Regions from separate parts of the Mus musculus genome. Here region 1 is linked to region 2. Evidence: chromatin contacts called from ENCODE POLR2A ChIA-PET data. All regions are on one chromosome and are shown on one strand. Each heading gives the region's core, a stretch centred on a gene start or an enhancer-like site at or near the end of the contact. The rest is flanking DNA. Distances are from core to core; before and after follow the strand shown. Region 1 holds the start of Pus3 (pseudouridine synthase 3). Region 2 holds the start of Fam118b (family with sequence similarity 118, member B).

Region 1 (4,361 bases), core at 166-2,665, 290 kb after region 2:
GCAATATCTTCCTAGCCAAACCGAAAATTCTTAATCTACACCTTGCAGTTTTCATTTCAACGTAGTCTAAAGGAATGCACCCCCCTCCTAATTCAGTACTCCCCCCCCATAGTATTCATTCAAAAAGAAAACAAAGATAGTGCTTTCCCAAGGAAATTAATCCTTTTAGCACAGTCAAAGCGATGGTAAACCAAGCAGCAGAGCTAATAGGTACATTCAGTCGAGCTTGTCTCCTACCTACATCGTCTTCATCATCATCATCATCTTCCGTGTTAAGAGAGCCGTCTATGAGGGTAAAAGGGAAAATAAGAAGCATAAAGAAAAATGTTGAGTGGAAACATACAATGCATTCTCAGAACGTCTCACAGACGCTACAGTGTATGCAAACAGAGCCATCTCCTGCAAGAGTAAAGCGATGTGCCTGAGGAGGTGGAGGATTTTCAGTGGAGAGGAAGGAAGCCAAAGCTATTTCATGGCAGATACATGGGGAAAGCAAAGGTGTTAATTAAGCCAGTCTTGCTTTAGCCTAACAACACTCACCTATGTTTGGGACTGTGGTACTCCTAATACCACGAAGGTTCTTCCTGGGATGGACGAGATTTGAAAACTATTGAAAGGCACAAAATTCAACCAAGGTTAGGAAGCAGGACATCAAGCAAGAAGCATGGCGCTATCCTACAGCAAGGGGAGGGAAGACCACCTCAAACTGCTTCCTTTGCAATGTTAAGGGTTAATGATTTCATTATAAGAATCTGTGTAATTGTATGAATTCTCATATAATAGAATGGGGGCTTCCATAGTCTCTCTTTATAAGGGCTCTTAGTTTGAATATGGGCAGCATCTGGGTGATGGGTGGTTTACAACTACAAGGGGAAGGTGGCTATGAAGATGAGAAGCCTGCTAAATGGTCAAAACCAGGATAGGAGAAAACTCAGTACAGATAGGACTAGCAGCTGCGCACTCTCTCTGTATTTCCTGAGGGGGTCTCTGCCCTTTCAAATCAAAGGTCGGTCCTTTCTGGGAGTCTCCTTTTCTGTGGCCTTTCCAGCCCAGCCCCCCATCACTTGACACCCCCCATCACTTGACACCCCGCTCTAAACGCCGGCCGGGCGCTCCCCTTCCCAGGGGACTTCCCTCGGGAGTCCCTGTTCTAGCCCCCGCCCCTGGGCCCTCCCCTGCTCAGCGGCAGTTACGTGGCTGTTCAGCCGCTCGCTCTCCGCCGCCCCGGCGTCGCCTCCCCAAAGTAACGACGCCATAGCTGCGGTCTCCGCTCTCGCCCCTGGCACGTGCTGCCACCCCCGCGCGGGGCAGCGCCGGCTCGGCTCAGTGGCCAATGGTCAGGCTCCGGGACCGGCGTCCGCCTCGCGACCACCCGTGGCGCGGCGCAGTGCGCAGGCGCGGGCCCGGCGCGGGGCGGGCGGAGGGAGAGAGGTGCGGGGCGCAGCTGTGCGGGACACCCGCGAGCTTTCCGTTTGACCAGCCGGCCATCCGCACAGCAGAGAGAAAGTGGGCACGGAGGCGGTACACACACCGCGCTGCAGGCTCTCGTGCGGGTATCTCTCCCGACAGCCCCGCTTGGGCATCACCAGGTGTGAGGTTGCACAGTGGAGGGAGAGATGGGCTTGACCAGAGGTTCAGAAGGAAAACAGAACTCAAGTGCGGACATGTGTCCAGGATACCTGTGATGTGCCCACATACACGCATATTTTAATTTTTATTCTAAGGAGGGGTCTCCTTTTAAAGCAATCTGGACCACCACTATCTATATCTATGACATGTATTGCACAGCTCTGGGGTAGCTCTTTGGTCCAACCTTATGCTAAGTTTGGACCAAAGAACCAGGATTTTCAGTTTTCTGACTGGAATTTTAAGACTTGGGGCAACATTTCTATAATTGTCAAAAGCAGAAACTCAAAACTGGAGCCATGATCTCTCCGTGGTGCTGAAGCAGAATTCCTTGGCCCTGTTCTGTCGCAATCTTTCAGTGTTTTCAGGTCAAAGCATTTCCCTTTAACCCTTACATTTACATTCTAGTAGTAAATGTTTCGACTCTCAAGGTTAAATTTCTGTTAATTAAACGATGTTGGGACAGGATCTTCAATCTCTTAGTTTTCATATAGGATAGCCAGCATTTGAAAATCTTTTTTTCTCATTTTAGACCAGACTATATTTCTCGTATTGGCTTGCGGTAAAGAGGAAGCTGCATCAGAAACCTGCGCATGCGGTGGGCTTCGGCTAAAAGCCCACACCGTGCCTTCCGAACTACATTTCCCAGAACCGTCGGCGCACGCTTGGTGAAGCCGCGCATGCTTACTGAAGACGGAAAGCCATAGCTTCCGGCTAGCCGCATGGCCGCCTACTGAGGACCGGAAGGTGAGTTAAACTCTGAGTTGGGCATCTTTGAGTTCTAGAGAGGAATGAACAGATGGAGGCTGAACTGCTACCTTCTGCCCTGGTATTTAAGTGTTTAAGAAGGCCTTGGTGTATGAAATGGGACTTAGGACAACGCATATCGTGTCGTGCCTGGAACTTCTAGCAGCTAGGAAATCCCATCGGCGGGGCTTAGAGTCTGTAACTAGTTTAGAGGGCCTCTACTACATCAAAATTGCTCAAATATGAACAGTGGAAGCCCATTAATTATGCTATGGAAGGAAGGGGTGGCGGGAAACTTTGGGTTTTGTTTTACACAATTCTTTTCAGAGTTGATTAATGGTCGTAGCGCGTCTCAAACCCTTTATTACAAAGGAAATGTGTACCCTCGCCATATACATTTAAACATTTAAAGAAGTTTCGTACATTTAGGGCGTGCTATTTTAGGGTGAAAGCTTGGTGCGCCCAGGAATTCCCTTTGTGGGTATTTGGTTACCCCCACACTGTATCTGCCAACCTTCTGAATTTCACTTATAAACCTAGTGTGCTGGAGCAAACAGTACTGGGCCAAGAGTCTTGGGAGTCATGACTTTAAAAATAATCTGCCTGGTGACTGGATTTACCTAGCCCAATTCATGCTTATAGGGATACTTAGTCAACTGGAACACTTGAAAAACCTTTTGATTTTTGTTATTTGAACTTTGAAGTCCCCACTCAAATGTTTTGAAAAGCTGATAGACTTTTAATCCTGCACCTAAGACTTGAGTTTTAACTATTCCCCGTGCTCTACATGTACGACAAATCTGGCTGTTTGATTTACAACATATTTGTACCACTTACTATGTATTCCCAGGCATTTGTGGCATAGTTCTGGCTCTGATACACCACTGAGTTTGCAGTTTTTACTTTCGTGGAGTGAGTGTACTAAGTCGAGTCCCGATTATTTTTCTTCTTGATGTGTCTAGCAATGGGTGGAACTGGGTAAATGTATTCTATCGATAGCATTAAATGGTAAGAAAATGTTTTAGCAGCTAGTAATTGCCAGTGCTGATCATGGTTCAGTGTTTTTCCTTCTTGAACAAGCACTCTGCTTTCAGGCCTAAGTTTAGTGCTTGAAATAGAAAACGGATTTTTAGCTACTCCTTACTGGACTCTCAAGATCTATGCCCAGTCTAGTTCATTTTTGTATCTGTCTTCATGTCAGGCTGTGTACAAACAAAACCTTTTTTGGATCAGAGGGAGAATCACAGCCTAGATCTAAGGTCTTCTTATATTGGGAAGTATTTAAAACAAGGTTCAAACTCCTCATTTTCCAAAATTCTTTAATAGATTAGCTTAATCCTAAAAAAAGAAAAAAAAAAAAAAAAAAAAACAAAACCCAAAAAACAAACCACAGTTTACAAGTTGTTTCAAAATGGCACTTACTTTGACAAAATCCAAATTCCAGTAGTTTTCCACCCCCCTCACAATTGCTGTATTTGAGAATTAGAAATTCAAGTGGTGTATTATATCTATGTGACATACCAACAACCCTCGGAAGAACCAGTGAAGTCCTTATTCTGTGTTCTGCCTGCTTTTCAAGGCAATTATATTTGAAGGAGAGATAAAGAACTAGGTTATCCTAACTCTTTTGGTAGGAGAGACATGTTTTTTAAAGACTTAAGAAGGAGAAAGCGGGAAGGGAAGCTTCTTGGGCATGACACCATTTGCAAGGTCACAACGCACACCCCACCGAAGGGCAGATCTTTTCTTCTCAGTTGGCACCAGGTAATTGTTTGGAACATACACATGTTGAGGCTTGGACGGAGGTTCTGTTCGGGAAAGCATTTGCCCTCGGACACTCCAGCGTAACTCCTTTCTATGATCTTCACCAGGAAACCGCATTGAATCCCAGTCTCTTTTGTACTCAAAATATCTGGCTACTCGGTCTATCTTGCCCCGGTTTCGGCTTAACTGATCCAGTCTGGGGAGAATAAAGGACTTGGGTCTGC
Region 2 (4,242 bases), core at 1,723-4,222:
TTAGCATTCTGCAACTAACCAGTCTTCCAAGGTGCTTAAAGTTCCTCATTGATCAGTTATTGTCTATATTTATAAAATACTAAGGCAGCTTTTGTGCTTTTCTATAGGATAGCAAACATCTTTTAAAAGTTCTTTTTAAAAGTTATGCTTAAAATTTTTTGTTACATTTATTTATTGTATGTGTTCGTGCCTCCATGCGCTCAGTGCATACAAACACATGAGGTGAAAAAACAAGTAGAGAACAAGTCAGTTCTCCTGCGTGTGACTCAAGCTGTAGGCTTGGTGGCAAGTACCTTTACAAGTTGAACCAACAATCAGGTTCTTTATGTAGTTATGTAAATAAGCTGTGTTTGACTAGATCTGTAAAAGTGATGGCCCAGTAACAATGTTTCCTTCCTTGGGCTGAAGAAAAAAAAAAAAGTTTGGACAAGAGGTGTTTCTAATCAAAAAGACAAGATGAAATTGGTCAGGAAGTAGACAATGCCCCAAATAGCTCTGGTTGGAATTTCTCAAATGAGGAAGAGGAAAAGAATACGGGTTTGAAGGAAAGAAGGAAGTGGGTGCATGAACTGTTTTGTTTTGACACAGTCTCTCTATGTAGTCCTGGCTATCCTGGAATTTGCTATGTAGAACAGGCTTAACTCATGAAGATCCCCCTGCCTCTGTCCCTGAGGGCTGGGACTAAAGGCATGTCCTGCCACACTAGGCCCTAACTCGACTTTAAACTGTGAAATGCCATGATTCATGGGAGAAGCACTAAGGAATCCGTAACTTTTGTAATCAAATGAAGAGATAAACAGCAAACCTGAAATCTTTAAATTCTTCCTAGAAAATCTCGGACTAAGCCTTTTCCTCCCAGTGACTGTTGTCTTTATTTTCAGGCATTATAGAGTGTGCCTACAACTAAGATCACAGCTTTGTGTTGCTAACAATGACATCTGAGTTGTTTTGTTTCATTTTGTTTTTCTTTCTTTCCTGCCAAAGAAGGCCAATTCTGTAAAAACAAATGTTAATTCTTGAACAGTGCAAAAAAGGTAAAAGTATAAATATTTTTCTCGAAATTCTTCCAAACCATAAAGGTTCCATACCTAATATAGGAGTGTAATTAATGTAATGATGTGATTTTAAATCCTGATGTTCATGTCTTGGGAAAAGGGGCTTTCATGTGACTAACACGTGATCCTCAGCAGTTCAGAGACATTAGAACATGGAACTGGAGCTTATCAGAAAGGATAATTCTTTTAGAGTGGAATTTCTCAAATTTTATATAGGTGTTCTACTTGTGAATTTATTGGTGAGAGGGGACAAAGCCACTAATAGAAGAAACAGTGTTTCCCAAACTGTTCCCATGGAACTACATCCAGATCACTTATCTTATTACAGAAATACAGACAAGTCTTCCCACCATTCTCTACCTTCGTTCTTCACGTCAAAAAAAAAAAAAAAACTGACAGAAATATAACTGTTCAAAATGTTCATAAACAGACTGGGTGTGTGGGGGTGTAGTCTTTTATTCTAGCACTAGGGAAGCAGAGAAAAAGGTCCATGAATTGGAGGCTAGTCTGGTCTACAATGTGAGACCTTTAAGACAGACAGACAGACAGACAGACAGAAAGCAAACAACAACCCAACCTAACTCAGAATCACTGCAGCCACATAAAATATTTGTGAGCTTACTATATTAACAGGTTTGGGGATGAAAGAAGTCCTCCAGTAATTCACATCACACCTTGACTGTATAGCTGGTAATTCACATTTCAAGGACAGTACTTAGCAGGGGGGAAAAGACCGCGGAATGGGACGGGGCTTCATTAATGATCATCTACATTACAGCAGCCTAGTTGGTTTCCCGGATATACTTTCCTTTTTGATCTGTCCTGCTTTGTATTGCCACATTCCTCTCTACAATACCACTTGCAAGGGATTTCTCAAGAAGTTTCAAAGATCCAACTATCACATGAAGTTTAAATTCTTCAACTTCTAGTCTTCTGAGGCTATTCACCTGTTCAACTGTTTCACATGTGGTTTCCTTCTGCTAATTCATTTTGGAGGGAGAAACACCCAAGCCTAATTCAACTATTCATTCTCTAACTGAAATGCAATCTGGCTATCTTGAGGGAAGAGTCACTAGTTCTCACGACATCCCTTCAGCATCAGCTTCCCCAGCAAACGGCATGCGCATCCCAAGGTGTTTTCGAGATTACCATTCCAAAACAGCTGTTCATATTCCCAGCTGCCCTTTGGCGATAGGAGAGTCGTCGTTTGCAGTTCGGGAGTCTCTTGTAGGAAAGGGAGAGAGAGAGAGAGAGGGTTCGACGGTTTCAAGCTATGGAAGGAAAGACTAAAGGAGGCAAAGGGGGAAAAGCTCTTTACTTTCCTTGGGAAGAGTAGATAAGGGAAGAAAGAGGAGACCCCAAGAAACGAACTCTAGAGAAAGGTCAGTATAAACCCGTAGCGCTCTCGAGGTAGGACGTATGGGGCGGGGGTCCTGGATGAAGGAAAAGAACCGTCATCTTCGGGAGGACTGGCTACAAACAACGCGAAACAAAGGGGTTGGCAGTCGCAAAGCGGGAGGTTGGAATATGAGAGATCTGGGGATCTCCGGAGGACGAGCGGCAAGAAAACGAGAAAGAACACCACACGTCCCTCTGAGGACCCGCCGAGGACCTGGTTGCTAAGAGGGACCAGACAGGTGCCGGTAAAGACTGAGGAGCAGCCAGCTTCACTTCTAAGGACGCGGGGGCGGGGAAGTGTTTCTGCGTGGAGTCGTGCCCCGAAGCGAGACACGCTTGCCAGGGCAGTGCTCTCCAAGAATGGAGATCCGGGCCATGCGAAAACCGTTGGGGCACCGGCATTTCCCAGCCCTCGCCTGGCTTCCCCACACACTCACCGCGTCTGCTCCAAACGCCACCGCTCCAGCTGCAGCTACCGGCCGGCGCAGCCGCACTGAGCGCGCACCGCCCCACGTGACCCGTAGGCTACCTGCCCACGTGATCAGCAGGGCCCACCCCCCCCCCCTTCCTCCTCTCCGCGCTGTCCGGCCCCGCCCTCGCCAAGATGGCCGCGCCCTGCTTGCGTACGCCTGGTGTCCAGCTTTTGAGTATGAGTTCGCGTCCCGGGAGATTGTTCACTCCCGGCTCCTGGTCGTTTTGTTCCAGCGCTACTTCCTCTAGGCCCCTGAATGCTCAGAGATTGGCAGAGAAGCTCCGAGCCCAGAAACAAGAGCAAAAGGCAAAGGAAGTGCGGGTGAGTCTAGAGAGACTCAACTTCCGAGAAGCGATGCTCTCACGGCTTTCTTAGGTGTGGGGTGTGGTAGGCAGGTCCTGTAACAGCAAGTACATCAATGTTGAGAATATTCTGTGTGGTAGTCGGAATACCGCACTTTTGCTACTGCCAGACCCACCGCGTGGGTATGCAGATAAGACAGATGGCTATGTATGGTCCCAAAGGAAACATGAGTCAAATTATACAGTACAGTCATTCCACGGATTTCCACCTAAATCGCACTTAAGGCCATTCCCAGCGCTTCACTCCTTCATTAAGCTTTTTCCACCTTTCTCTTTCCTTAGGTGCCTACAAACCCCGTTCAGCGGAGAGTGCAGGAACTAGTGCGATTCACACAGCAGCTGCAGCGAGTTCACCCCAATGTGCTTGCTAAGGAACTGAGCCGAAGGATTCTCCACCAGGACAACGACCTCGTGGTCATTAATAAACCCTATGGTCTCCCTGTCCATGGTAAGAGCCATGTGGGCTAAGGAGAGAAACCTGCTGCTGCTTCCTCTTCCATCTAGGGTCACCCCTGAAGCTTTATTCATGAGACACTCTTGAATTCAAGTTAATTAAACCTTATTATCCCATGTATGTGACTACTGGTAACAAACCAGTGTCTAGTCCCCACTTGCAGATACCTGACAGTGAGCTGTATGCAGCCTCCCACAGGAATTATTGCAGAGAGATACAGAAGCTCAGTTCTGCACTGTGGGCTGTGTACAGCCACCCACAAGAATCGATGCGGAGAAATACAAAAAGTTACTTGCTAACTGTTATTTTCCATCAAAGTGGTTAAAACAAAACAACAACGAAAAAGGAGTTGGGAGCCAGTGTGCGACTGCCGCCCCAGGTCTAGGGGAGGATCCGGTGTTCATGTTCAGATCAGTCTCAGCAGCAGCAAAACTTCATTTCAAAATGAGAGAGGTAGAGAGACAAGGCTGGGAAGAGGAAATAATACACACGGTTGCGGTA

Evidence for each region. ChIA-PET counts read pairs that join two places held with the same protein, here RNA polymerase II (POLR2A).
Region 1: POLR2A ChIA-PET joins it to region 2 with 11 read pairs in Patski. The contact joins the promoter of Pus3 here to the promoter of Fam118b in region 2. POLR2A ChIA-PET finds 5 or more read pairs at or near these places in 2 of 5 experiments (Patski and embryonic stem cell).

What each region holds. Positions count from the first base shown.
Region 1 is chr9:35,557,145-35,561,505 of GRCm38, forward strand. Pus3 (pseudouridine synthase 3) reads left to right here and starts at 1,416. Exons shown (of 5, transcript NM_023292.5): 1 at 1,416-1,589; 2 at 2,159-2,373. It overlaps Ddx25 (DEAD box helicase 25), which reads right to left and starts at 1,326. Exons shown (of 12, transcript NM_013932.4): 1 at 1,194-1,326; 2 at 541-607; 3 at 238-285. The coding sequence starts at 1,256. Hyls1 (HYLS1, centriolar and ciliogenesis associated) reads right to left here. Exons shown (of 4, transcript NM_029762.1): 4 at 3,677-4,361. The coding sequence ends at 4,030.
Region 2 is chr9:35,264,833-35,269,074 of GRCm38, forward strand. Fam118b (family with sequence similarity 118, member B) reads right to left here and starts at 2,973. Exons shown (of 8, transcript NM_194257.2): 1 at 2,891-2,973. Rpusd4 (RNA pseudouridylate synthase domain containing 4) reads left to right here and starts at 3,049. Exons shown (of 7, transcript NM_028040.2): 1 at 3,049-3,246; 2 at 3,570-3,735. The coding sequence starts at 3,058.